Linked DNA regions of Homo sapiens: all the other regions are linked to region 1. Evidence: chromatin loops called from intact Hi-C (ENCODE). Cell type or tissue: heart left ventricle. All regions are shown on one strand. Links, peaks and the distances in the headings refer to the core of each region. The heading gives the core; the rest is flanking DNA.

What was found. A loop is a pair of places that touch in the nucleus more often than their neighbours do. Peaks named below come from ENCODE experiments on the same cell type or tissue, not always from the same donor. Only the 100,000 strongest peaks of a DNase experiment are listed, where the experiment ranks them.
Region 2: a loop joins it to region 1, with 2.6 times the contacts of the local background. A loop is called at or near these places in 11 of 110 quality-filtered maps.
Region 3: it touches region 1 in a loop (13-fold over the local background); 17 of 110 quality-filtered maps call a loop at or near these places.

Annotation. Positions count from the first base shown.
Region 1 is chr19:55,628,357-55,638,063 of GRCh38, reverse strand. It overlaps LOC107983998 (a long non-coding RNA gene), which reads right to left and starts at 3,061. Exons shown (of 2, transcript NR_171683.1): 1 at 2,352-3,061. It also overlaps a transcript of ZNF581 not described here. RefSeq lists a silencer at 2,440-2,607 and enhancers at 2,727-2,816, 2,887-3,106. In heart left ventricle, for the core only: CTCF peaks have their summits at 5,511 (motif pointing left) and 6,232; DNase peaks (open chromatin) are centred at 2,552, 3,073, 5,476 and 6,203; H3K4me3 peaks cover 2,606 bases; H3K27ac peaks cover 1,528 bases.
Region 2 is chr19:55,380,153-55,389,859 of GRCh38, reverse strand. It overlaps TMEM238 (transmembrane protein 238), which reads left to right and starts at 5,568. Exons shown (of 2, transcript NM_001190764.2): 1 at 5,568-6,138. The coding sequence starts at 5,601. The coding sequence ends at 6,131. It overlaps RPL28 (ribosomal protein L28), which reads right to left and starts at 3,928. Exons shown (of 5, transcript NM_000991.5): 1 at 3,895-3,928; 2 at 3,422-3,510; 3 at 3,167-3,290; 4 at 1,812-1,930; 5 at 1-1,617. The coding sequence starts at 3,502. The coding sequence ends at 1,528. It overlaps MIR6805 (microRNA 6805), which reads right to left and starts at 1,679; the gene lies at 1,618-1,679. RefSeq lists enhancers at 4,883-4,952, 4,983-5,052, 5,006-5,968 and silencers at 5,343-5,682, 5,973-6,062. In heart left ventricle, for the core only: a CTCF peak has its summit at 5,916; DNase peaks (open chromatin) are centred at 3,979, 4,409, 5,489, 5,859 and 1 weaker place; H3K4me3 peaks cover 4,800 bases; H3K27ac peaks cover 2,832 bases.
Region 3 is chr19:55,805,587-55,815,293 of GRCh38, reverse strand. It overlaps NLRP11 (NLR family pyrin domain containing 11), which reads left to right. Exons shown (of 10, transcript NM_001394894.2): 3 at 4,956-6,525; 4 at 7,280-7,441. Among named protein-coding and RNA genes, the nearest start is that of NLRP11, 22 kb to the left of the region's middle. RefSeq lists enhancers at 5,550-5,599, 5,497-5,791. In heart left ventricle, for the core only: a CTCF peak has its summit at 5,624 (motif pointing right); no DNase peak of the experiment used is centred there; H3K27me3 peaks cover 1,114 bases.

The DNA of each region.
Region 1 (9,707 bases), core at 514-8,513:
TTTATAAATTACCCAGCCTCAGGTATTCACTCATAGAGACACAATGAAACTAACACAATCCCTCTCTTGAGTTTCAGACCATATAACTAGTGGCACTGTAGTGGCCACAACCCCCACCCCCACTGCTATCCCCAGAAATAATGACAACAATAAGCAACATTTATTGAGCCCTCACTCGGGAACAGCCATTGCTAAACGCACAGCATCCTCAGGGCAGAGCTACAAGGAAAGCACCATGAGGATCCCTGTTTTACAGATGAGGGAAGCAGAGCTCAAAGAGATCGTGTGATTGGCCTGAGGTCACACATCCGCAGGCGGGATGGCCAGGATAGCACCTGCCTCTGCCCACACCAGGTCAGTGCACATGACCCCTGTCAGCAAGCCACACACTTCCCTGTAATCCCACCATCGCCGCTGCCACCCCAGCGCAAACCACCACCACTTACGCCCAGCTTATAGCAGCAGCAGCCTCCGCCTCCATCACTCTCTCCCTCCCCTCTCGTTTTTTTTGTTGCTGTGTCTTTTTTCAGACAGAGTCTCACTCTGTCGCCCAGGCTTGAGTACAGTGGCACGATCTCAGCTCACTGCAGCCTCCACCTCCCAGGTTCAAGCGATTCTCCCGCCTCAGCCTCCTGAGTAGCTGGGATTACAGGCGCGCACCACCATGGCCGGCTAATTTTTTGTAATTTTAGAAGAGACAGGGTTTCACCCTGTTGCCCAGACTGGTCTCGAACTCCTGGCCTCAAGCGATCCGCCTGCCTCAGCCTCCCAAAGTCCTGGGATTATAGGCGTGAGCCACCATGCCTGGCCTTCTCCCTCCCTTCCCTATGGCAATTTCCAAGTGATTTTTTAAGCTCACAGAATCATTCCCTGACTTAAAACCTTCCCCTCTGAGACACAGCAACATATTGAGACCCTGTCTCTCCAAAAAAAATGATAATAATAATTAGGCAGAGGTGGTGGTGCCTGCCTACAGTCCCAACTACCCAGGAAGCTGAGACAGGATTGCCTGAGCCCAGGAGTTTCAGACTGCAGTGCGTCATGATCAAAACCTTCCCCTCTGCCCTTAGAGTAAACCCAGACACTCTGCAAGGCCCTGCGTAGACTGGCCCCCCAGCTGCCTTCCCTTCTGGGCACCATGGTGCTGGCTTTCCCTTGCCCAGTGCACCAGCCTCTCCCATCTGGAGAGCTTTTGTGCTAGCTCCTCCCCTCTCTGTGATGTTCCTTTCAGCCCCTCACAAGAGTGACTCCTTCCTGGCCTTCAGGTTTCAGCTCACAGAACACTTGGTCATAGCAGCTTTTAGTGACCGTGGTAGCTCCAGGTGCCCTGCTCTGCGTCCTCCGTCTGTTCATTTCCTTCACATCCCACAGCACAATCCATGATATGGCCTCGTTGATCTACTGCCTGCTGTGTTACTGCCTGCCTTCCCCACTCTCCAAGGCCCAGCTCCATCCTGGTCAACATTCTACCCTCAGAATCTATCAAAGGTCTTTCAGGAAACGGTAAGGAATCAATTCGATATTGGTTGAATGAATACATGAATGAATTTGATCGCCCCATCCAAAAGTGAAGCATTACCTCCCTACCCAGCTCCCCACCAAAGAGAACCCCTGCTCAACCCCAAGACATGATCATGAGGAAGCCACACCATCTAGACAAAATTCTTGCCACACCATCTAGAACTTTGGACGTCCCCATTTCCACCCACTCCCTCACTCCCCAAAGCCAGACAAGCACCAAGTTCCATCACCTCCACCCCCTGAGGGCACTGACCTCCGTTCTCCAAGCCAAGTTCTGGCCCCTTCCTTCTCACCTGGACCACCATATCTGGTACCCTGGCCTCCAGTTCCCCTCCCACACTGGCCTGACCCTGACAGATGCTTCTCACAGCTGTGTTGAATGCAACTTCAGCACCATGCATAACATTCTCCCGGCCCCCTTTACCCTCAGGACCAAGTCCGAGTTTCTCAGCCTAGAATTTGAGGCCCTTTGTGAGGTGGCCCAGCCACTTCCTCACCTCACTTCTCATTCCTGTGCTCCAAGCACACACGGCATCTCACAGCCCCCTGGCCAGACCTTGAATTTACACAGCTCCACACGCAAAGGCTTATGTGTTTTCCTCGCCCTGGGAATTCTTCCCCTTTCCTCTACTGGCAGCCTTCTCCTTAGCCTTCTGGAATCATGTATTCTGACCTCTCAAGTTGGCTAGGTGTCACCTATATGCCCTGCTCACCAGTCCACCAGCTCCTCTTTTTAAAATCCTCCCTATAGTATAACCCCCTCAGCCTGCCATGAAAGGCCTCTCACAACCTGGCCTCAGCCACCTTTCCCACCCTTGCCCTCACCCAACCTGTTCCAGACAGCTGCAGCGAATCATTCTGACTTCTCCATTTACACCTCAAATCTTGGGCCACTGTGACTGATTACTCATGTCCCCAAACTTCAGTTCACACTGCATATTCATATCCAGGGTCTCGATGAATCCTCTCAACGGTCCAGCGAGGCTGGCAATCAGATGCACTCCACAGCGCAGAGGGGGCAGAGGCCACTCAGATCTCCGGCCGGAGTGACCGATTGACCCCCGCTCCAGCACCCTCACCTCCCTCTGGCTGCCCAAACCCTCCCCAGCCTGCAGTCTGGGTCCTGCCTCCTTCAGGAACCTTTTCCTGGCCACCCCCTCTTCTCAAGGTCCACTATTCATCCCACTTTGTCTTCCCATGGGAAATAGCCCCTTCTCCCCTCGGGAAATAATACAGTGATGCCCAGGCCTGTGCCTCTGGGGCAATTGGGATCCAAGAAGCCCACCCTCAAGGCTTTCCGCCCTCCTCTTCCTATACCTCGTCCCCTGGTCACCGTAGCCCCTCCCCAAGCCTCCTTCGCAGGGCCTCTCAGTTTCCAACGCCCACTGCCCTGGGGGCCACTCTGTCCCACACCCCAAGTCCCTCACTTGGGCAGGACTCTTAAGAATGCCGTCACTGCTGAACCTGCTCACTCCCCGCAATCCGGCCCGGTCTCCCTATCCCTACGCAGCAAACTTTCACGTCCGGAAGCGGCCGCAGTGACGACTTCCGGGATGCTCCGACTTCTCCAGCAGCTTCCGGATTCGGAGAGCAGCAGGAAAGCACTCGGGCCAGAAACGCACCCACAAGAGAAAGGTTCCTGCGTCGCGCACCTTGCTACTCCACACACACACTACACAAAAGTTAAAATGAAATCACTATTTGGCGCCGTGCCGGATGCTGAGGGAGGGAATACAACAGAGATGGCTTTTGTCAAAAAAAAAAAAAAAAAAGGACTTTTCTTTCTTTTTTTTTTTTTTTTTTTTTTTTGAGACGGAGTCACGCTCTGTTGCCCAGGCTGGAGTGCAGTGTGTGATCTCGGCTCGCTGCAACCTCCACCTCCCGGGTTCAAGCTATTCTCCTGCCTCAGCCTCCCGAGTAGCTGGGATTACAGGTACACACCACCACCCTCGGCTAATTTTTGTACTTTTAGTAGAGATGGGGATTTCACCATGTTGGCCAGGCTGGTCTTGAACTCCTGACCTCAAGTGATCCACCCACCTCGGCCTCCCAAAGTGCTGGGATTACAGGCGTGTGCCACCGTACCCGGCCAGGAAAGACTTTCTAGAGTAGGAAAGACAGTACAAAGTCTTTCTACAAATAGGACCTGAAATCAGAAAGGTCTAGTGATTTGTCTGTTGCTACAGAGCAAAGGCAGAGGGCTGAAATTCTTCAACTCATGAGACAGTTGAAGACAGTCAGGCCCTAACTCTTGATTTGCTCCATGGCAAGAAAATGGAGTACCGTATCCCTATTGGTTAGGTGGTAACGCCAAGGCCATAGAGGGGCAGTCATTGGCCCTGGATCACACTGCTAGTCAAAGCTGGCTAGTAGGATGTAAAGACTTTTATTTTAAAAGTCTCAGGGCTGCCAAATTCATTATGCCAAAGGGAAGGTTAAGCCTGGAGACTGAGTTATGCAACACTGCTATCTGCTTCCCAGATCAACAGCTGTTGCTTCAGAACCTTGTGTCAAAGCATTACACGTTAGCCAGACCCTCACAGAAAAACAAAGCGCCTCAAGTACCTCCACGTGACCACCAGTACACATTGTTGTTTGCTGTCCTCCATCCTCCCATAAAACAAGAACATGGGCCGAGTGCTGTGGCTCACGCCTGTAATCCCAACAATTTGGGAGGTCGAGGCGGGCGGATCACCTGAGGTCAGACGTTCAAGACCAGCCTGGCCAACATAGTGAAACCCCATCTCTACTAAAAAAAAAAATACAAAAAAAAAATTAGTCAGGCGTGGTGGCGCACACCTGTAATCCTAACTACTTGGGAGGCCCAGGCAGGAGAATCGCTTGAACCTGGGAGCTGGAGGTTCCAGTGAGCCAAGATGGCGCCACTGCATTCCAGTGTGGATGACAGAGTGACTCTGTCTCAAATAAAAATAATAATAAGAAGAAGAACATGTCCCTTGTAACTTTAGGTTTGCAATCTAAGTCTAGCTCCTAAAACTAAAGTCTGTTAGGTTTCCCACTGATAATGCTTATCTTCCCAGGTACAGAACAAAAACGATGAGCTCAATCATTCTTCCATCTGTCACCCTCTTCCCACCTGCCTTCCCTCCTTTAAGGAAATGTATAAATACTAAGCCTCCTGAAAACCTTTCCATAAGCCACAGAGGTTTTCTGTGACTCTTGCCTTTCCCAGGTCTGCCCTCAAGCTCTGGATATATAAGCTCTGGAGTGATTGAGGCTCTTGCCTCAGTAACTTATTTTGGTTAACAATGATGTCACTTCCCTCTGCAAGGCTATGTGATGGAGGGAAATGATATCCAGCTCTAAAGATAACCTAAAGAGGCCGGACGGGGTGGCTCACACCTGTAATCCCAGCACTTTGGGAAGCTGAGGCGGAGGATCATCTGAGGTCGGGAGTTCGAGACCAGCCTGACCAACATGGAGAAACCCCGTCTCTACTAAAAATACACAATTAGCCGGGCGTGGTGGCGTGTGACTGTAATCCCAGCTACTCAGGAGGCTGGGGCAGGAGAAGTACTTGAACCCAAGAAGCGAAGGTTGCAGTAAGCCGAGATGGCACCATTGCACTCCAGCCTGGGCAACAAGAGTGAAACCCTGTCTCAAAAAATAAATAAATAAAATCAAGTAGGTGGCCTCAGCCTTCTCAGCCGGCCAGGATATGCTGGGCCAACTCCTGGAAATGTTGGGAACAGTGGGCAGAGAGGCAGTGACCGTCCACCCAGCTGGTTAGCCAGTGTTGGCAGAGGCTGCTGGAGTACTTAAAAGACCTTTCCACTGGACCACACACATGTTCATATCATAGGGCCAGGAGGATGCTGAGTGTGAGACATGATGCTGTGTGAAGTAGAGCAGGCTCGTGAAGGTTTGTAGGAACTCAGGGCAAGGCTGGGAACTGGGCCCTCTTTCTTTGCCTCCTCCTGAGCTGTCTTCTTAAACCACAGTACTACGTGTGTAGGGCACCCCCTGGTGGTCAATAAGGTAATGACAGTTTGGACTTAAGGATACAAGTGAGGACAAAATAGGTGAGCAACTCATCCTGGTTTGGGAGAAGTCCTGGGACTATCCAGTTTTAAAACTGAGAGGAAAAAATAAAGAAGAACAAGGCAAGAAAATAGATGTCTTAGATTTGGCAAATCACCACCATCTGGCTGTTGACAAGGAGACAAGTTATTCCCATTTTATCGATGGGGCTGCTGAGACCAGAGAGTAAACTGCCCATTCACAAAGTCCAGCAGGTGCAGAGTTAAAATAGATTACCCGCCTCCTGAGCGAGACTAACGGGGGAAAGAAGACCAGCAGTTACCCTAGGTGGCAAGTAAATCTTTCTCACTTTTTTTTTTTTTTTTTTTTTTTTTTTTTGAGAAGGAGTTTCGTTCTCGTTGCCCAGGCTGGAGTGCAATGGCGAGATCTCAGCGCTGCTCACCGCGACCTCCGCCTCCCGCGCTCAAGCAATTCTCCTGCCTCAGCCTCCCGAGTAGCTGGGATTACAGGCATGTGCCACCACTCCGGGCTAATTTGTATTTTTAGTAAAGACGGGGTTTCTCCATGTTGATCAGGCTGGTCTGGAACTCCTGACCTCAGGTGATCCGCCCGCTTCGGCCTCCCATAGTGCTGGGATTACAGGCCTGAGCCACCGCACCTGGCGGATTGATCTTTATTGGACACCTGCTGCGACAGGGAACCCTCCTAGGCCTCGTGGGGGCGACAAAGACCAAAATATCAAAATGTCTCACCCACCTTAGAACCTGGAAGAAGCAGGTAGGGACTACTGTGTTTCCTCTAGCCTGCAGAAGCTCAAGTTCAAAGACTCGTTCAGCCTCACTAAGGAACCTTACGTAACTCACGACTAGAATTTGGAAGAAGGCCCTTTGGTTTCTCAAATTCAGCAGTAACATTTCACAGATAAGGAAACTGAGGACCAGAGAGGTTGAATGAAATTATGGCGATAGGCCTGGTGCGGTGGCTCACGCCTGTAATCCCAGCACATTGAGAGGCCGAGGTGGGTGGATCAGGAGGTCAGGAGTTTGAGCCCAGCCTGGCCAAGATGGTGAAACCCCGTCTCTACTAAAAATACAAAAATTAGCTGGGTGTGGTGGCAGACGCCTGTAATCCCAGCTACTCGGGAGGCTGAGGCAGGGAACTGCTTGAACCCAGGAGGTGGAGGTTGCAGTGAGCCAAGATCGCGCCACTGCACTCCAGCCTGGGTGACAGGGCAAGACTCCGTCTCAAAAAAAAAAAGAAAGAAATTATGGCGGCTAGACACGGTAGCTCACGTCTGTCATCCCAGCACTTTGGGAGGTCAAGTCGGGAGGATTGCTTGAGCCCAGGAGTTCAAGACCAGCTTGGGCAACATGGTGAAGCCCTGTCTCTACAAAAAAATACAAAACAGCCGGGCATGATGGCGTGAACACTTGTAGTCCAAGTTACTCAGGAAGCTGAGGTGGGAGGATCACTTGAGCCCAGGAGGTCGAGGCTGCAGTGAGCTATGATTGTGCCACTGCACTCCAGCCTGGATGACAAAGCAAGACCCCATCTCAAAAAAAAAAAAAAAAGAAAGAAAGAAAGAAACAAAGAAAGAAAGAAAAAGAGACCGGGCGTGGTGGCTCACGCCTGTAATCCCAGAACTTTGGGAGGCCGAGGCGGGCGGATCACGACGTCAGGAGATCGAGACCATCCTGGCTAACACGGTGAAACCCTGTCTCTACTAAAAATACCAAAAAAAAAAAAAAAAAAAATAGCCAGGCGAGGTGGCGGGTGCCTGTAGTTCCAGCAACTCGGGAGGCTGAGGCAGGAGAATGGCGTGAACCCGGGAAGACAGAGCTTGCAGTGAGCCGAGATTGCGCCACTGCACTCCAGCCTGGGCGACAGAGCAAGATTCTGTCTCAGAAAAAAAAAAAAAGAAAAAGAAAGAAAGAAGGAAAAAGAAAAAGGGGCCGGGCACAGCAGCTCATGCCTGTAATCCCAGCACTTTGGGGGGCCGAGGCAGGCGGATCACTTGAGGTCAGGAATTCGAGACCATCCTGGCCAACATGGTGAAACTCTGTCTCTACTACAAATACAAAAATTAGCCGGGCGTGGTGGCAGGCGCCTGTATTCCCAGCTACTTGGGAGGCTGAGGCAGGAAACTCGCTTGAGCCCAAGAGGTAGAGGCTGCAGTGAGCCAAGATCATGCCACTGCACTCCAGCCTGGGCGACAGAGTGAGACTTTCTGTCAAAAAACAAACAAACTGGCCCGGCGCGGTGGCTCACGCCTGTAATCCCAGCACTTTGGGATGCCGAGGCGGGCAGATCACGAGGTCAGGAGATCGAGACCATTCTGGCTAACACAGTGAAACCCCGTCTTTACTAAAAATACGAAAAATCAGCCGGGCGTGGTGGCGGGTGCCTGTAGTCCCAGCTACTCGGGTGGCTGAGGCAGGGGAATGGTGTGAACCCTGGGGGCAGAGCTTGCAGTGAGCCGAGATTGCGCCACTGCACTCCAGCCTGGGAGACAGAGCAAGACTCTGCCTAAAAAATAAAAATAAAAATAAAATTGCATAGTAAACATCCATATACCTACCATACCAGGTTTATAGTTTTTAAATATCATCTGCAGTTTGATCCTGAAAGGTCATCATGTTCAGCCGATTATTTTTTTAAACTGCTTTATTGAGGTGTAATTCACATATCACTACATATATAATTCGCCATTTAGAGGTGTGTGTGTGTGTGTGTGTGTGTGTGTGTGTGTGTGTATGTGTGTTTTTGAGACATATTCTTGCTCTGTGCCCAGGCTGGAATGCACTGGCACGATCTCGGCTCACTGCAACCTCTGTCTCTTGGGTTCAAGCGATTCTCCTGCCTCAGCCTCCGGAGTAGCTGCGATTACAGGCCCAGCTAATTTTTGTATTTGTAGTGGAGACGGGGTTTCACCATGTTGGCCAGGCTGGTCTCCAACTCCTGACCGCAGGTGATCCTCCTGCCTTGGCCTCCCAAACTGCTGGGATTACAGGCGTGAACCACCGCGCCTGGCCTCTTTGTAGTTTTTTTGAGACGGAGTCTCACTCTGTTGCCCAGGCTGGATTGCAATGGCACGGTCATGGCTCACTGCAGCCTCAACCGCCTGGGCTCAGGAAATCCTCCCACCTCAGCCTGCTAAGTAGCTGGGACTACAGGCATGCACCACTACACCGGGCTTTTTTTGTTTTTGTTTTTTGTTTTTGTTTGTTTGTTTGGTTTTTGGTAGAGATGGCTGTCATGATGTGTTGCCCAGGCTGGTCTGGAACTGCTGGGCTCAAGGGATCCTCCTGCCTCTGCCTCCTAAAGTGCTAGAATTAGAGGCGGAAGCCACTGAACCCCACCCAATTCACCCATTTAAAGTGTATAATTCAATAGTCAGTATATTCATAGTTGTGTGCACATATCATGATAGTCAACGTTAGAACACTTTCATCACCTCAAAAAGAGATCCCATGCCCTTTAGGTATCACTCCTCTATTCTTCCTTCCCCCCAACTCTCTATCCCCACCCAACCTAAGGAACCACAAAGCTACACTCTGCCTCTATAGATTTCCCTATTCTGGTGTTAATAGAATCTTAATAATATGTGGTCCTTTGTGCCTGGCTTCTTTCACTTAATATATTTTTAAATTTTATTTTATTGACACATAATATTTTACAGAGTTTGGGGTACATGTATTTGTTACACGCATAGAATGTGTAATGATCAAATCAAATCGGGGCATTTGGGGTAACCACCATCTTGAGTGTTTATCATTTCTATGTGTTGGGAACATTGCAAGTGCTCTCTCCTAGCTACTTTGAAATACACGGACTGGGCGTGGTGGCTCACACCTGTAATCCCAGGACTTTGGGAGGCCAAGGCGGGTAGATCACCAGGTCAGGAGTTCTAGACCAGCCTGGCCAACATGGTGAAACCCCATCTCTACTAAAAACACAAAAATTAGCTGGGCGTGGTGGTGGGCACCTATAATCCCAGCTACTCAGGAGGCTGAGGCAGGAGAATCGCTTGAACCCGGGAGGCAGAGGTTGCAGTGAACCGCGATCGAGCCACTGCACTCCGGCCTGGGCAACAAGAGCGAAACTCCATCTCAAAAAAAAAAAAAAAAAAGTATGTCTTCTCTGTAACTATGTTGGTACCCATTAACCAACCTTCATTCATCCCT
Region 2 (9,707 bases), core at 1,166-9,165, 250 kb after region 1:
CCAGCTGGAGGTGGGCCTGAGTGGGATTGGGACAGTGCGGGGGGTCCTGAGCAGGTACCAAGTCACCCAACTCAGTTTTAAGGCAACACCTCTCAATCTGAGCTAATAGACCCAACTAAGGGAAGGACAAAGGAAATGGTAATTCACAGCAGACAGGGGCTGGCAAGTGGTCAGATCTGCTCTCCTTCGAGCTGGGCAAGACTGGAGCAGACAGGACTGAGGTCGGAAGGGCAGTGGTCTGCCTCAAAACGCAGGGCTCCCAGCCCCGTACGACCCCAACCAATGGCAAGTCGAGGCCCTGACAGTCCCCTTACTCTCAGTCAGAGCCGGGGGTGGTCTCAGACAGGGAGCAGAGTCCTTCTTTGAATCGGGTACCCCAGGATGGCAGGAACCAGGGGTGCCATGGATGCTGGATCCTTGGTCCCTGGCAGTGGCTGACAGAGTTAGGTGCCCAGGAAACATGTGAGGATCAACAGCAGGACTCTTTCCCCATCCAGGCCTCACTGTGTGTCATGGTGTCTTCCAGGCTGGAGTGTAGTGGTGGGGCTCATGGGCTCACTGCAGCCTCATACTCTTGGCTCAAGTGCTCCGCTCACCTCAGCCTCTACTCAACCTCTGAGGAGCTGGGACCACAGGCGGTGCACCACCACACCCAGCTAATTTTATTTTAGAGACGGTGTCTCATTATGTTGCCTAGGATGGTCTCAAACTCCTGGCCTCACAAGCTGTAATAAACACTAGGGAGCAAACAGGCCAAAGGAAACAAGAGGGCTGGGCAATCAGGAAAGCTTGGGTGACAGGGTGGCCCAGGAGCGGCCACTGAGATGAGACCTAAGTGACAAGAGCCAGCTCAAAGAGACAGGGGAGGGATGGGGACACCTGGAGGACGGGAGTAGGGGGACAATGCTAAGGCTGCTCAATGCCTGCTGGCTGTACCCTGGGGCTGCCATCTCCCTTACAGTTATAAGCCACCACCCACCAAGTTGCCCATCTCAGAGATGAGGTTGCATCAAGTAAAGCCCATCCCCTCCAAATGTGGCTGCACCCACTCCCTGGATGCAAAAGTCATCTCATCTTCCTCCCGTGATGTCTGTCGTCCCCCAGGTCTTGGGAACACCCCAAGTCCCCAAACCGTGCTACAGCACCAGGGCCCAGGGCCCAGCCCTCAGCCTGCACCCTTCTGGGCTAGAAAAGGCCTTTCTTCTTCTGAATGGAAGCCACTGCCCCAGCTGGGATTCTTCAGGCCACCTCACAATGGGACAGTAGGTCTCAATCACAAGTCAGCAAACTTTTTCTGTGAAGACAGTGACCCTTGCCCTCACCAGGGACAAGGCAGCTACCCCACCCCTCCTGCATGGCCAGCCATTGACATCACCTCCAGATGGACAAGGTGACATGCAGAGTTTTGATGACATGGCCTGAATGACAACACACAGGGCCAGAGCTCCCCAGAGCGTTTCAAAAAGGGAGGCCCAGTCGAGGCAGGTGAGAAAGCCAGCTGACTTTATTGCTCTGGGGGCAGGGGGCTCAGGAGCTCTTGGTGGGGCGGGTCCGCTTCCTCTTCACCATCACAGGCTTCTGGCTGCGCAGGATGGCGCTGGCCCTGCGGATGGCTGCCTGGGGGCGGGGGAGCAGAGCAAGGCTCAGCCCATACACTCCACAAGCCGCCCCCTAGGCCAATGCTGGGTGTGGGGAGTAGGCTGAAAGCAAGAATCCATCCCTCTCCAGCCCATATTGCAACCAGTAGTGGGAGGCCCTTCCCCACAGCACTGGCCAGTCTCCCCAAGCCTGATCCCCAAACCCCAGCTCACCATGCGCAGGTCGGGGCGGTACTTGTTCTTGCGGATCATGTGTCTGATGCTGCTGAGCGTGGCGCGAGCATTCTTGTTGATGGTGGTCCGCACATAGGAGGTGGCAGGCTTCCGCTGGCCTGGTTGGGGGTCAGGGAGGTCCTGGGGTCAGTCCACCTAACCTGCACCTTTAGCACACCTCGCAGGTGTGGACAGTCTCACATTGAGAAGCTGAGCAGCGTGGGCCCGTGGCGGGTGCCTGGGCAGGCCAGCAGGTAGCTGTTTTCCCACCTGTCCATTTCACAGAGGCTCACTCGTCATCACGGAGTACTGAGGACACAGCTTCTGCCACACTCATAGCCCAATTCTGTCCACCATGAAAACACTCCTTTCTCATGCCAGAAAGCTGCCGCTTCAGTTAGGATCTGATCCAGGTCCAGCCAGAGCCCACGCTCCTGGCAATGGGTATGAACAGCTTCCCAGGAACCCCAGGCCCATCCCCACAGCAGTGGTTCAACATCAGCTTGGCTGAGAGGCCCAGCCTCACTCAGGCCAGTCCCTTAGTCTAGGAAGGGCCACCCATGTATTCGGCAATCCAAGAGGTGAAAGCTTTCAGGACTCCCCAGAACGGGGTCCCCAAGTGCCAAGCAATTGGCTGCTCCCTGGACTACGTGTCCCTGAGACAGGAGGATCACTAGCCAACAGACTGCGTTTGTTGCTGCCACTGAGTAAAAGGACCCTTGGCTCTGAGGCAGTTCCAATCAAGGACCTGAGAAAAACTCACTCTAAAAAGAAAATACAGCCCTGTCAAGAACACATGTGAAGCTGGACTCCTCCATTAGAGACCCCCGACTCACACGAACATTCAGGGAATCCCCAAAAAGGCCTGCACCTGACAGCACAATGTATGGAGTGGGGTCCCCAAGACCTCTTCTCTAACCTACACAGGCAAAATGGGAATCAAATGGCTGCAACCAACCCAGCCTGTCCCCTCCTAAGTGTGGTAGCGAGGGCCCCTCCCCTGTTGTGCCTCAATCTTCCCACCTGTGGGATGAAACCATCCATCCCCACCCTGACTTGCTTTGAGAATTTCATCTGAAAACATCAACCCCGTGCCTTAACTCTCAACAACCACCGAGGAAGTTCAGGTCCTTTTTCATTTCTCCACTTTACAGGTGAGGACACGGGCTCAGACGCGCGCGGCTCACAGAGCTGACAAGTCGGCCGAGAGGGAAGCCGGTACCCAGACCAACACCCTGGCGCCAGGGATGCCCGCCGCGATGGCAGTTACCGCTCTTCCTGCCTGACAGTAAAAAATCACAGCTCCCAGACCCGGGAAAGGGGCCGCTCTCTGGCCCAAACCAGACAAAACTCACCGGATCTCCGCTTAATGACCACCACGACACCTTTGCCGTCGGCTGCCGGCTCCACGCCCACAGTCTTGCGGTGAATCAGTCCGTTGTAGCGGAAGGAATTGCGGGCCTTCAAGTTATTGGGCTCCTGGGAAGGAGGCGGCACAAGGCATCGTGAATAAGGGACCCGGAGACATGCGAAGGTCCCGCCCTCTGACCCAGAGTCAAGAGACTCAGGACCCTCCTCCCGCAGGAGCCACGCATCCGGGCCCCACTTACAGTGCTGTAGGTCTGCTTATTCCTCTTGATCAGGAAACTGGAGCAGTTCCGCACGACCATCCATTGCAGATGCGCAGACATGGCGGCGGCTGCGGGGAAACGGGCACAGGGAAAGCGTCAGACACAGAGAACTAAAGCAGCGTTAGGCCACGGGCCACGCTCGGACAGCAGAGGAAGAGAGCGACTGGGAACTTGGGTGAATGGGAGACCCCTGAGGGCAGACAGCGACCTAGAACTCTTGTCAGGCGGGACTGAGTGACCTAAGGCGGCGGGACCGAATTCAGGCAGCCGAGACTAGCTGCGGCGAATGAGAGTGAGGGGAAAATAACTTGAAAATTCACAACGACTTCACGGGGAGGGGTTGGGGTCCGCCAATGACCCTTGAGGCGCAAGGGGAGAAGGCAGGCAGAGGACTGAGAGGGAGTGCGCGGCGGGCCGGAGATGGCGACCACGCGAGGAAGACGAACGCTCACCTCCCTTCGCAGCGGCGACCTGAGACGGAAAGAGGAAGGCGAGGGGCGAGGCGACGCCTTTAATACCGTACACGCATTTCCGCTTCCTCTCCGGGCGGGCACGACAGGAGTTGTCGGTCCCCACCTCCGAGGCGGCTCGATGATGTTCGGCTGCTTCCGCCGAAAATTCGCTCAACGCTCGGGAATATTCGGAACTCTTCGGTTAGAGGGCCGAGAGCGTATTCCGGGAACCGTTCGGAAGTTTTCGAAACTCTACCGCTGGATTTCCGAGTGGCTCCAATTCGAGAGGTCCTGGGACCCATACCTCAGCGTTATCTCTCCAGTATTGCTCACCCAGCACTTGTCACTGTGATTGGCATATGATGGGCGCTCAACAAACATTTGTTTTATGAATGAACTGGTGAATGCGTGAACTATATAAGCCTAGCCCCGGCACCTTTGGATATTTCCGGTCTTCGTAAGCCCTCGCGGTGATGGCCAATGAGGGCGCCGAGGCCCGCTCGGGTATTTTCGGAACCCTCCGGAAACGCTCTTGGGAGAGGTGTGTATGTTCGGAAATACTCCGTCTTCATTCGGAATCCCTCGGCTAATCCTGGCAGCCCTCTTGCAGTTCGCCCTCCCCAGGGTTTTCTTGAAATAAAACTCTTAAACTGTTTAAGCCTGGGGAGAACCTACACGGAAACTTCTCGCTGACTGCCACCCCAGGGGAGCGCGGATGCCCTCTAAGGGAGAATTGTTTGGAGGGAGGGAGATTTGCATGTGGCTTCTCTTGGCTCCCTTTAGGATTCTATAGATTTGCCGGTCCTCTTCCCTGCCCTCCACCTGTGCCTCCAGCCTATGGTGTGCCTGTCACACCCCATCAGCTCCCTGGGAGGTTATGATCCGTTGTCAGGGCCACCCTAAGGGGGCAGGAGCCTTGCCTGATATTTCTCTGTGTCCTCGGCCTCACCCACGCGGCATGGTGCTGGGGAGGCCTCAGAGACTCCTACTGAACAAAAGGAATGAGGGTGCCTGTGTCACCTCCCCAGGGCTCCTTAACTTGCGGTTACACCCGGGCACTCCTTGGGGCAGGGGCTTCGTCTGGTCCATAGGACTATCCTCCATAGGACAGTCGGGGTTCGCCCAGCTTCCTCCACGGGTGCGCTCTGGACCTGATGGGTCTCGTCCGTCCTTGTGCCCGTGGCTTCATTCGCTGAACACAGGAGACCCCAGAAGACACGCGCTGAGTGAAGGAAACTCAGCTTCCGCGGAACCCGGAGCTTCCCCTCTTAGATCACCCCGACTACTGGTTCTCGCGTCCCAGAGCTCCTTGGTGTCTAAAGGCCTTGTCTGATCTGCACTGTCTGATCTGCACAGGCTTCGGGAGGCGGACACTGAGCAGAAACAACGCCACGCCCGGCTCCGAGTGTCCCATGCTGCCACCACTAAAATGCCCTGATTTTTGGCCATATGTGACCTCCCTGGGTGGCACGGGCCCTAGGCACCCGTGGCTGTGCGCCTGGCTACCACCAGCTCAGGCCTCTGAGCAATAGCCCCTGCACGGAAACCACGACCAGGGTAACCCCGGCCGCGCCGGTTCGCGCCCAGCCCGGTTCAGGTGACCAGGCGGGAGCTTGGCACACCTGGCGCCGTCCCCTGACCCCGCCCCGGACCGGGCCGCACCCCGGAACGCTCTCTCTGGGCGCCAGCGGCGGCGGTGCAGGGCCATGGCGGCGGCGCCAGCGGTGTGCGCCTCGCAGGGGAGCCCGCCGGGTGCACCGTCCGCGCCGGCGGCCGCGCCAGCACCCGCGGCCGGCCTGGGCCGCTGCCGGATGGCGCTGCTGCTGGCCGTGGCGCTGGATGTGGCGGGCATGGCGGCGCTGCTGACCGGCGTGTTCGCGCAGCTGCAGGTGCGCGGCCGCGACTTCGGGGACCTGCTCATCTACTCGGGCGCGCTGCTGGTGTTCCTGAGCCTGCTGGGCTGGATCCTCTGGTACACCGGCAACATCGAGATCTCGCGCCAGGAGCTGGAGCGCGACTACGGCCTGCGGCCCTCGGCGCTCGCCCGCCTGGCGCGCAAGCTCTCCCGCCGCTGGTCGGCGCCCGCCGCCGCGGGCCAGCGCCCCGCGCCCGGCTCCCGGAGAGCGCGCCGAGCCGCCCGCGCGCCCCCGCCGCCCGCCGCCGGCTCCCGCCGCGTGCGCCTGCAGCTCGCCACGCTCGAGGCCGGGCCCGGGGCGGCGGGCGCGGGCAGCGAGTGAGGCCCAGGTGAGGGGCGGGCGGGGCAGGGCGGGGAGACGGAGGGACCGAGGGAGGGACGGGAATGGAGACAGACGGGGGAGCGATGGACAGATGGAGACAGAGAGCGGCCATGGGGAGGTAGAGTCCCAGGGCGGGGTGGAGACAGGGACGGGAAGGCTCTGGCGGAGAACCGCAGACACAGCAAGCACAGGTGCATACGTGGGGGAGGCTGTGAGACCCTGCCCCTGGAGATGGGAAGTGTGGGGGTCGAGTCACACAGTTAGGCCCCCCGCACGGGGAGAGCCCCAGCTTCCAGGTACACCAGGCCCCATTTTTTGTTTTGTTTTGTTTTGTTGTCGTTTGGGGTTGTTTTGAGACAGGATCTCTCACTGTCACCCAGGCTGGAGTGCAGTGGCGTGATCTCAGCTCACAGCAGCCTCGACCTCCTAGGCTCAAGCAGTCCTCCCACCTGAGCCTCCCAAGTAGCTGAGAATACATGTGCGCCCCACCTTGCCGGGCTAATTTTTGTATATTTAGTAGAGACGGGGTTTTGCCATGTGGGCCAGGTTGGTCCCCACCTCCTGAGCTCATGCGATTTGCTCTCCTCAGCCTCCCAAAGTGCTGGGATTACAGGCGTGAGCCACTGAGCCCAGACCAGGCCCCATTTAATCCTCTCCATGTAACTGGTCTCCAAGGTCACTACTATTACCATCCCCATTCTGCAGTGGAGGAAACTGAAGCGCAGAAAGGCGCCACATTTGCCCAAGGCCACACAACACGTAGGTGGAGGAGCTGGGATTCTCCTGACCTGTAGGCCTAGGAAAAGAGGAGCTGGGATTCTCCTGACCTGTAGGCCTAGGAAAGGAGGAGCTGGGATTTTCCTGACCTGTAGGCCTAGAAAAGGAGGAGTAAGAAGGACCAACAGCAGGAGAAATGAAGCCACCACACATTCACTCCCCTTTCCCCTCTACCTTCTATCTCTTTCCTAAACACACCTTTCCAGCTAGCCTGCCTCTGCTCAAAGACCTGCTGTGGCTCCCTCTTCACCTTTGGTTAAACTGAAGCACTCACTGGCCTGTGGACCCCCCATATTTTGGCCCCATTTCTCCTGCCTCTCTGCACTAATGGTGTCTCTTAGTCCACAGATAGCCAGTTGGTCCCTGTTCCTGCTCTTCTCTACACCAGGAGTGCCCTTGGCTGTCTCCACTCCACCCAGAAAACTTCTCACATGTTTAAGATTTAACTTAATTTCTCTGGGTCTTCTCTGGGTCTTCATATTGTCTGAGCGACCCCTCTTGCTGCTTATATGGCCATGTGCTGTGTCTATGTTGTTACTGTCTCTCCCACCTGACAGGGAGTGCCTTGAGGGTAAGACCTAGGTCCCTAGCGTCCTTGTTCCTAGCATTGCCCAGCAAAAAGTGTGAAATCAGGAAAGGTTGATGGTTGGGTAGGGAAGTGGAAGGATGGATGGAAGAACGGATGGCTGGATGGGTGGATGGGTAGATGGATGGGTGGATGGATGGATGAGTTGGTTGATGGATGCATGGGTGAATGGATGATAGATTGATAGATGGGTGGGTGGGTGGATGGGTAGATCGATGGGTGCGTGGATGGATGAGTTGTTTGATGGATGGATGGGTGAATGCATAGATGGGTGGGTGGTTGGATAGGTGGATGGGTAGATGGATGGGTGGATGGACGGGTGAATGGACAGATGGGTGGGTGGGTGGATGGGTGAATACATGGGTTGGTTGATGCAGGGATGTGGTTGGATTGACGGATGGATGGGTTGTTTAATGGGTAGATATGGGTAGGTGGTGAATTGGGCAATGAACCATGAATGGATATGGTTGGAGAGGGAGCCCTGCCTGATAAAGGGGCAAGAGCTTTTCCTGATACTTCTCTGTGTCCTCGGCCTCACCCATGCAGCATGGTACTGGGGAGGCCTCAGAGACTCCTACTGAACAAAAGAAATGAGGGTGCCTGTGTCACCTCCCCAGGGCACCTTAACTTGCGGTTACACCTGGGAACTCCTTGGGGCAGGGGCCTCGGCTGGTCCATAGGACTATCCATAGGACAGTCAGAGTTTGCCCAGCCTCTGTGCGCTCTCTGGATAGATAGGTAGATGGGTGAATGGGTAGTTGAATAGATGGTTGGGGCTGAATGATAAGTACACAGATGAGTGGATGAATGCATTTAATGGCACATGGATGGTTGGGTGACTGAATTCATCTCTCAAATAGGGTTTTGGTAAAAGAATTAAACCCTATTATCCTAGGACGTTCTATGTAGGTAAATAATTAACTTTTTTTTTTTTTTTTTTTTTTTTTGAGATGGAGTTACACTCTTGTTGTCCAGGCTGGAGTGCAGTGGCGCAATCTCGGCTCACTGCAACCTCTGCCTCCCGCGTTCAAGCAATTCTCTTGCCTCAGCTTCCCGAGTAGCTGGGATTACAGGCATGCACCCCCACACCTGGCTAATTTTGTATTTTTAGTAGAGACGGGGTTTCTCCATGTTGGTCAGGCTGGTCTCAAACTCCCGATCTCGGGTGATCCGCCCACCTCGGCCACCCAAAGTGCTGGGATTACAGGCGTGAACCACCGTGCCCGGCTGGAATTAACTTTTCTCCTATGCATCCAGAATGCTACCAGTTATATATTATTCTTTGTGAGATTTGGGGAAATAGTCACCCCAATCATATGCTACGTGCCGTGATTCAGTGAAGGAACTGGGGTAAGAAAGCATGAACATCTGCTTGCACGGGTGAAGCGTAAGCTAACATGAAGCTTGGCATAGAATGCAAACATAAGCACCTGTAGTTACTGTTACCTTTGGAAATCCTGGCTGAGCACAGTGGCTCATGCCTGTAATCCCAGCACTTTGGGAGGCCGAGGTGGGAGAATTGCTTGCTTGAACCTGGGAGGCAAAGGCTGCAGTGAGCCAAGATCACGCCACTGCACTCCAGCCTGAGTGACAGAGTGAGAACCCGTCTCAAAAAAAGAAAGAAAAGAACATCCTTTATGAGGTTGGGCATGGTGGCTCATGCCTGTAATCCCAGCACTTTGGGAGGCCGAGGCGGGTGGATCACCTGAGGTCAGGAGTTCGAGACCAACCTGGCAACCATGGTGAAACCCTGTCTCTACTAAAAATACAAAAATTAGCCAGGCATGGTGGCGGACGCCTGTAATCCCAGCTACTAGGGAGGCTGAGGCAGGAGAATCACTTGAATCTGGGAGGCGGAGGTTGCAGTGAACCAAGATCGTGCCACTGCACTCCAGCTTGGGCAACAGAGCAAGACTCCATCTCAAAAAAAGAAAAGGAGAGGAGAGGAGGGGAGGGGAGGGGAGGAGGGGGGAAGGGGGAGGGGAGGGGGAAGCAGGGAGGGAAGGGGGGAAGGGAGGGGAGGGGGAAGGGGGAAGGGGGAGGGGACGGGCAAGGGGGGAGGGGAGGGGGGAAGGGGGGAGGGGAGGGGAGGGGAGGAGAGGAGAATCCTTTACGTAGCTTAAACGTCTAACACAGCTGCACAGGCCTCCACTCTTGGAGCCTCCACCAAAGACTCAGACCACACTGACTCGAACGTAGGCCCCACTTAGAGG
Region 3 (9,707 bases), core at 1,124-9,123, 180 kb before region 1:
GCCTCCCAAAGTGCTGGGGCTACAGGCATAAGCCACCGTGCCCAGCCTCTTGCTAAATTCCTGAATAATTTCTTTATCCTTAAAGTTTAAAAGCTTAATAGGGGTGCATATGAATGTTCTTTTTAAAACATTTGTCACCCATATTTACATACTCCATAATTACAAGGATTTTTTTTTGTAACCTGAATTTGATCTTTCTGTCTATGTTCTCTATTTTGAGGCCATACATTTTTCTTAGACCTTTTCCTTCCATACCTACATGCTTCTGGCTTTATTGTGATGTAATTGACAGATACAAATTATGTATACTTAAGGTGTACAACTTGATGTTTTGATATACACTGTAAAATAACAATCCGTGGGGACTCTTGCTCACTCACCATCTCCCTGTGGTCAGGAGCCTTCCTGGGCCGTGTGCCAGTCCTGGGCTGGTGGCTGTCCTGTCTCACTCTTCTGTTCTCCGTGGGTTGTGTGGCTTCCTTGATGAATCCCGTGTGTCCTAGATAATCCAGTTGAAAAGCTGGTGTTGCTGCTCTGTTCTCTCTCCATGAGAGCGGTGCACACTACCAGCTTCTGGTCTACCATCTTCTCTAACCATGCCTCACTTCATATTTTAGATATTTTAAAAATTACACTTTAAGTACCTTGACATGGTGGTAAACTTGTTTTCCTTCCTTGAGTGTTTTCTTCCAGAATTAGTAATTTTTTTTTTAGTTGCATGGTTATCCTGTCATTCACTTCTCTTTTCTTATCTAGCTCAAGCTTATGGACAACTGTGTCCAAAATGTATAGCTTGTCCTGGTATAGTGTAAAGCAGTGGTCCCGCACCTTTTTGGCACCAGTTTCACGGAAGACAATTTTTCCATGGACTAGAAGGGGTGGAGATGGATGGTTTGGGGATAATTCAAATGTATTACATTTATTATGTACTTTATTTCTATTACATTGTAATATATAATGAAATAATTCTACAACTCGCCATGATGTAGAATCACTGGGAGCCCTGAGCTCATTTTCCTGCCACTAGACAGTCCCATTGGGGGGTGATGGGAAGCAGTGACAGATCATCAGGCATTAGATTCTCATAAGGAGGGTGCAACCTATATCCCTCCTATGTGCAGTTCACAATAGGGTTCACGCTTCTGTGAGAATCCAATGCTCCCACTGATCTGACAGGAGGCAGAACCCAGGTGGTAATGTGAGCGATGGGGAGCGGCTGTAAATACAGAGGAGTGCTCAGTCACTCACCACTCACCATCGGCTGTGGGGCCCAGTCCCTAACAGGCCACAGACTGATATCAGTCTGGCGTAAAGTCTACTGAACATGCCTCCTAGGCCATGTTGTAATCTCTTATTACCCTTTACATTTTTACCACTATCTACTGAGGGTTTCAATGAGGGGGAAGTGAACCCAAGTTTGAGAGAAGGCTTTCCTGGAGACCATGGCTGTGTCCTCCATGGTGACCCTTTAAATGTCAGTAGCAGGGCTGAGTCCACTCAGTGAGTTTCTCACTTCCATGGACATTGCAATGTCTTTCCCCTCCTCCTCTGCCCAGGGCCCTGAGAAAATAGAAATCCTTCCTGCTTCTCTTGATCATCTTATTCTCAAGACTGTTGTGCTGTCCCTTCCTCATGAGGTACATGCTCACCTGCTCTGTTTACTTCTCTCCAAATTGCAGATATTTAAGAGAATATCAGATATGATTTCTTTTCTTCACTTTCTTCACCCAGTACCTCTTCTGGGATGGCTCGACATATCGCAGTAGTAATTGCAAAAGGTCTTAGTACTTACATAGACTGCTCCCAGTGGAAAACAAAACTCAAATGGAGCTTTGGAATTTGGGACAGGAAATTGGTAGATGCCTGATGGGCCTTGAAATTTTCAGTGGGGAAAGAAACTACAAGTCAAGTAATTAAAGGGTAGAGGAAACTACAGGTCAAGAAACTACTTGACCTGTAACTTTCCTCTGCTTTAAAAAATTTTTTTTCCCAGGCTGGAGTGCAGTGGTGCAATCTTGGCTCACTGCAACCTCTGCTTCCTTGGTTCAAGTGATTCTCCTGTCTCAGCCTCCCGAGTAGCTGGGATTACAGGCGCCTGCCACCATGCCGGGCTAATTTTTGTATTTTTAGTAGAGATGGGGTTTCAGCATGTTGGCCAGGCTGGTCTCGAACTCCTGACCTCAGGTGATCTGCCCGCCTTCGCCTCCCAAAGTGCTGTGATTACAGGTGTGAGTCGCTGTGCCTGGCCACCCTCTACCATTTTAATAAGTTTTCAACATGCCTTTGACCTTCAGTGGACTTTATCAGGTGGGAACCTGAACTGGTGGAAAGTTTAGCAAGGTTGTTCCTGAAATAACAGTGGAAAATGCACATTATTAACTTGAAGATAAGGAGATTTAGGGGGACAATAAAGATGCAGCCTGGTGGTGGTGGTTTTGCTCATCATAAAAGGTGACAAGGGAGAAATGGACTGAAGAATAAACTTAAGGTTTTGAACTAAGTTTATAGAAAATAAAAACGTCCTTGACAGGCTTTTCTGACCACAAAGGATTCTCAAGAAAGAGCTTCAGGGTCCTAGGGTAGTTCTATTTTTCATTTTTTGAGGAACCTCCACATCATTTTTCGTAATGACTCCTCTAATTGACAGCCCCACACACCGTGCACAAGGCTTCCCTTTTCTCCACATCTTCACCCACACTTACCGTTTGTCTTCTTGATAATATCCATTCTAACAGGTGTGAAGGGAATAGCTCATCGTGATTTTTATTTGCATTTCTGATTCGTGATGTTGAATACCTTTTCATCCCCTCTCCTTTTGGGACTGTAATTACACGTATTTTATACTGGTCCTTTGATATTGTATCACAGTTCCCTGATGGTCTGATTGGTTTTGTGATTGTTTTTCCTCTGTGCTTGTTAGGCCAATTCTATTGATCTGTGCTGGTGCCCCCTCATCCTTTCTTCTGTGTGTGCCATCTGCCATTCAGCCATTCCAATGAATTCTTTGTTTTGCATAGTGTATATTTTAAGTTACAGAGCATCCATCTGATTCTTATACTCTATATACCTAATATATGGGGATATATGCATAATATGAAACTTATTATAAAATTACCTCCTAATTCCAAAAGCTGGGTTATCCGTACATATGCTTCTATTCATTTTTTTTTAATTTTACTTTTGACAAATAGTTATGCATACTTATATGGGACAATGTGATGTTTTGATATGCTTCCATTGTGGAATGTTGACATGAAGCTAACAAATCTATTATCTCACATATTTATTCTCTTACGTGTGTGTGTGTGTGTGTGTGTGTGTGTACATGTGTGAAACTGGACAGCTTCTGAATGGCAAAGGGAAATGAGTGAAGAGACTCCTGGATTGGGAGAATATATTTGTAAACTATGTATGATACGGAACTAATATCCAAAGTATATAAGGAACTGCATAACAAGAAAACAGATAACCTAATCAATAAATTGGCAAAAAGAAAAACACCTAAATAGACATCTTCCAAAGATTTTTTTTTCTTGATTATGAATCATGGTTTATAATCATGAACCATACTCATCACCATGGCTTTCTGCTTCTTTGAATCTCAATTTTTTTATTGTATACTAAACGTCATAGATAAAAACAGTAAGGAGAAAGTCCTGTCTCTGCCAGGCTGTTGAGATGTGCTAGGTCGGAACTAGGCAGCCCTGGTAGTCTAGAGGGTGGGATCAGGCCCGTTGATCCATCAGGCTCATCTCCACTGGGGGGGAGCCAGTGTGCCACATTCCAGTACATTCAGGTCCACCACACCAGCCCTGCTGCAGCTGTTCATCATTGGCTTTTATTTATCCCATCAAAGTTCTTCCATGCTGCCAGGCTCCCTCTTTTGCCTGCCCTTACCCAGGGATAAAAACATTTTCAAGTATCTGCTCACTAAGGAAGGAGTCATCCCCCTCTAGGAATTCACTTATTTGGATCATTTCTGTATCATACCTCTATGACAGCTTTATACTTATGTCTTAACATTTTTGTTTGTTTTTGCAGTGGGAGTGCAATCTTGTGTATTCTCAAGAAATAAGACTCCCTTTACGATAAATTTTAACTTTATTCCATACAATTTCATTTATCTTAAGTAGTTCATTAAATGATCAGGATTTCAGTAATGATATGCATAAACAAAAAAATAGAAGGGAAGATGAACGTGTAACTCATGACTGATGGGCCAAGATGTAATAGATACTTTGAGCTGAATACGTACCAGGAAACAGTCCCTGAACTCGAGTTATTGCCTCAAAGGAAAAACTGGGTATGAAATGAAACATAATTGAAGGCTACCTAAAACGCTAAGGAACCCCCAAAAAGGAAAGAAATATGTTCTTGATGCCAAGACATGAGAGGGAAGCCCTTGAAGGATAAAGAACAAAGCTAAAACAGATCTGTCGACTCCACTGTATGAGTTGAATAGGTTTTATTCAACCTTTTTCCTTTAAAGCAATATGGGCCGGGCGCAGTGGCTCATGCCTGTAATCCCAGCACATTGGGAAGCCAAGGCAGGTGGATCACCTGAGGCCAGGAGTTCGAAACCAGCCTGGCTAACATGGCAAAACCCTGTCTCTACTAAAAATACAAAAAATTAGCCAGGTGTGGTGGTGCACGCCTGTAATCCTAGCTACTTGGGAGGCTGAGGCAGGAGAATCGCTTGAACCTGGGAGGTGGAGGCTGTAGTGAGCCCAGTTCGTGCCACTGCACTCCAGCCTGTGCAATAAGAGCAAAACTCCATCTCAAAAACAAGCAACATGATGGTAAATATCTTTGTACCTATATCTTTGTGATAAGCAGTAGTAAGTAAAAATTTCTACTATATTTTTACTGTAAACATGAAAAGAAGCTAAAACTGTTTTTACATCTTGAACTTTCATCTTTGTTCTGTATTTTCTGCCCTGTACTCGCTGGATTAGGCAATCAGGAGGCATGCAAAGCTGTCATGAGGAGAAAATTCATGCTGCAATGGGAAAGTCACACTTTTGGAAAATTTCATTATAAATTTTTTCGTGACGTTTCGTCAGATGTGTTCTACATACTTCAATTAGCCTATGATTCTACCAGCTATTATTCAGCAAACAATCTCAATGTGTTCCTGATGGGAGAGAGAGCATCTGGAAAAACTATTGTTATAAATCTGGCTGTGTTGAGGTGGATCAAGGGTGAGATGTGGCAGAACATGATCTCGTACGTCGTTCACCTCACTGCTCACGAAATAAACCAGATGACCAACAGCAGCTTGGCTGAGCTAATCGCCAAGGACTGGCCTGACGGCCAGGCTCCCATTGCAGACATCCTGTCTGATCCCAAGAAACTCCTTTTCATCCTCGAGGACTTGGACAACATAAGATTCGAGTTAAATGTCAATGAAAGTGCTTTGTGTAGTAACAGCACCCAGAAAGTTCCCATTCCAGTTCTCCTGGTCAGTTTGCTGAAGAGAAAAATGGCTCCAGGCTGCTGGTTCCTCATCTCCTCAAGGCCCACACGTGGGAATAATGTAAAAACGTTCTTGAAAGAGGTAGATTGCTGCACGACCTTGCAGCTGTCGAATGGGAAGAGGGAGATATATTTTAACTCTTTCTTTAAAGACCGCCAGAGGGCGTCGGCAGCCCTCCAGCTTGTACATGAGGATGAAATACTCGTGGGTCTGTGCCGAGTCGCCATCTTATGCTGGATCACGTGTACTGTCCTGAAGCGGCAGATGGACAAGGGGCGTGACTTCCAGCTCTGCTGCCAAACACCCACTGATCTACATGCCCACTTTCTTGCTGATGCGTTGACATCAGAGGCTGGACTTACTGCCAATCAGTATCACCTAGGTCTCCTAAAACGTCTGTGTTTGCTGGCTGCAGGAGGACTGTTTCTGAGCACCCTGAATTTCAGTGGTGAAGACCTCAGATGTGTTGGGTTTACTGAGGCTGATGTCTCTGTGTTGCAGGCCGCGAATATTCTTTTGCCGAGCAACACTCATAAAGACCGTTACAAGTTCATACACTTGAACGTCCAGGAGTTTTGTACAGCCATTGCATTTCTGATGGCAGTACCCAACTATCTGATCCCCTCAGGCAGCAGAGAGTATAAAGAGAAGAGAGAACAATACTCTGACTTTAATCAAGTGTTTACTTTCATTTTTGGTCTTCTAAATGCAAACAGGAGAAAGATTCTTGAGACATCCTTTGGATACCAGCTACCGATGGTAGACAGCTTCAAGTGGTACTCGGTGGGATACATGAAACATTTGGACCGTGACCCGGAAAAGTTGACGCACCATATGCCTTTGTTTTACTGTCTCTATGAGAATCGGGAAGAAGAATTTGTGAAGACGATTGTGGATGCTCTCATGGAGGTTACAGTTTACCTTCAATCAGACAAGGATATGATGGTCTCATTATACTGTCTGGATTACTGCTGTCACCTGAGGACACTTAAGTTGAGTGTTCAGCGCATCTTTCAAAACAAAGAGCCACTTATAAGGCCAACTGCTAGGTGAGTCTTTAAAAAATAAATCCTCTTTCCTGTCTTCCTAAGACCTGCCCATAATTCTAGAGCTTGTTGACCAGAACAAGACAAACTCGGGGCCATGAAGAACTTGACTTCCAATCTAGCTTCTAATTAGACCAGTGACTTAAATCTCTCTGCTTCTGTTTAAACTCAAAGTTTGAGTTAAACCTCAGCACTGTTGAAGTTTTGGGCCAGCTATTCTTTGTGGTGGGGGTCTATCTTGCACATTGTAAGAGGTTTAGCAGTATCTCTGGTCTCTCCTGTGGCCAGTAGGGTCCCCTTTTCCCCGTTTGTGACAGCAACAAAAATCTTATACATCACCAAATGTCTGCTTAGCGGCAGAATTGCCTCATTGCAAACCAGTGGTTTAACCTAATTTCTTCAGATCTGTTGTATAGATTAAAAAGAAATAAACCTTGTATTGTTACATTATAGGAGTATTCATGATAGCACAAAACATGCAACATTGATTTTTAATATTGAAGTTTAAAAATATTTAATAATCTCGCATTTAAAGGCCCTGCACTCAGATGTGTCTTATCAGAATATGGAATCACCAGCTACTTTAATGGATCTGAGTGTTGTTCATTCATGTTTGACCCTACTTTATTTCTTGCTGCATGGTATTAAATCTGAGTCAGACAACAGGCACTCTCAAAACATACTTTAATTTACATGTTTTACAAATTGCTGGAGTTGAATCGATTCCATTGGAAAACTCAATTTTTCTTCTATGTAGTCAAATGAAGAGCCTTGTCTACTGGAGAGAGATCTGCTCTCTTTTTTATACAATGGAGAGCCTCCGGGAGCTGCATATCTTTGACAATGACCTTAATGGTATTTCAGAAAGGATTCTGTCTAAAGCCCTGGAGCATTCTAGCTGTAAACTTCGCACACTCAAGTAAGTACTATATCAACCTCTGCCTTAGAGGTTCCCCTAGGAATAACGGTGGTCTTTTTCTTTCTCTGGGAGAAGACAATATACAAAACACACTTTCAGGTCAGGCTCATCAGGGCCTAGGCTCCTTCTGTACTTCTCAACCATCTTTAGTGTGTCTATGATAAAGATGACCTTAGGCCACAGTAGCATCTGAGGTCCCAGCCATCATGGCTGCCTTCAAGGCAGGAAGCAACAGAAGGGAGAAGGAAAGGTTTATCTAGAAGCTTCAGGAGCTTCCTTGATGGAGTCTTTTCAAAACTCTTTCTTGTATCACTTCTGCTTGCATCTCATTGGCCTGTTTACCTTGTCTTCATACGGCTTCATATAACTACAAAGGGGGACTGGGAAAGTAGTCTCTTGGAATCAGGAAGAAATAGTAACAAGTGGGTTTATCCTAAGGAAGAAAGCAAAAATGGGTCAGGGTAGGAGTCTAACAGTTTCTTTCCTACAGAATGCGTTAGAATCAGGTGAAAAGCAGCTGTACTTGCCTAAACAGTCACTGGGAAAATTAGTATTTATCTGAGTTTATAATAGCTCTATAGGAAATGGCACTAAAATATTCAGTACACATCAACATATATGATCTTAGGATTCTGGAAGCCCAGGAGTTAACTTTATTTTCATTCAAGAAGAATGCCTACTTTGTTTGAGGTGCTAGTCTAAGCACTAGGATATATCAATGGGGGGAAAAAAGACAAATTTCCTTGTTTGCTATCTGATGAGACAGAATATAGGCAGACATAATAAGTACACGCATTTTAAAGTATTTTAGGATAATGGTGTTACGGGGGGAAAAGAATGGCAAGGTCAGGGTGCATAAGTGGGTATTTAGGGGTGTGGGAGGGTACAGGCTGTAGTAATAAGTTCCACAGAGAAAGTGAGATTTGAGCAAAGACTTGAATGAGGTGAAAGAATGAGCCAGATAAACTGTTGGTCATCCCCTGGGATGGGAGGGATCCATGAAACAAAGGCTTTGAGTTCAGAGACCTACATGTTTAGACCAGTGTGAGGCAGGAAGGGTATTACGGAGATGGCTCACAAGTATGTATGGCATGATCATGGTGTTGTAAACCAGTGTCAGGACTGGGTTTTCTGGAGTGAGGTGAGGCATTTTGAGGGGTTTTGAGCAGAGATGCCATAATTTAGCTTGCATTTTAAGAAGCTCATTCTGGATACCGCGTTTAAAAATGGCCAATCGGGGAGCATAGGGCAGAATCTGAAAGCTCAGAGGAGGCTCTTTTTCTTGGCATTTGCCAGGTGAGAATCAATGGTGCCTCTGAGGGTGTGAATAGTAGAGGTTGGTGAGGTGCGAACTCCGGGGCATATGTTGACAAAGGATGATTCCTTGATTAAATCTAGACTAGGAGAGAGAATTGTCCCAAGATCTTTGTTTTGAAAACTGCCATGTGAGAGTTGCCACTGAGTTGGGAAATGACGGCGAGAGCCAGAATCTGAGGAAGGTCAGTCTAAAGTTGTTTGAGCTAAAGCTGTGATGTCTATTAGGTGTCCAGAGAGCAGTGTGTAATGTTTCTGAACTGAAGGTAAAATGTGGGTGTCGTTCATGTATACATGTGTATAACACAAATGTGTATTTAAAGCCAAGGACTGAGTTCACCAAGGATAGGAATGTTGCTCAGGAAGCAAAACGATCCAAAGACTGATGCCCGGAGTTCTCCAACATAAAGTGATTGGGGAGAAAAGCAGAAACTAGCGAAGGCCTTTGAGGGAGTGGTCATTAGGCTAGAAGGTAAAGTAAAGGGTGTGGTATCCTCGGATCCCAGTGAGGCAAGTTTCCCAACGAAGGAAAGGTCAACTGTGTCAGATGGCAGTCCTTATTCAAGGAGACTGAAGACTGAGAATTGGCCAATGACATTAGCAAGGTAGAAGTCATTGTTGGCCAAGAACAGTTCTGGAAGGGTAGTGAGAGCAGAAAAGCCTAATTGAAAATGATGAAAGGAGAACTGAAGACTTTTAGGGCGGGTGCAGTGGCTCATGCCTGTAATCCCAGCACTTTGAGAGGCTGAGGCGGGTGGATCACTTGAGGTTGGGAGTTCGAGACCAGCCTGGCCAACATGGTGAAACCCCATCTCTACTAAAAACACAAAAATTAGCCGGGTGTGGCGGCATGCAACTGTAATCCCAGCTACTTGGGAGGCTGAGGCAGGAGAATCGCTTAAACCCGGGAGGCGCAGGCCACGGTGAGCTGAGATTGTGGCACTGCACTCCA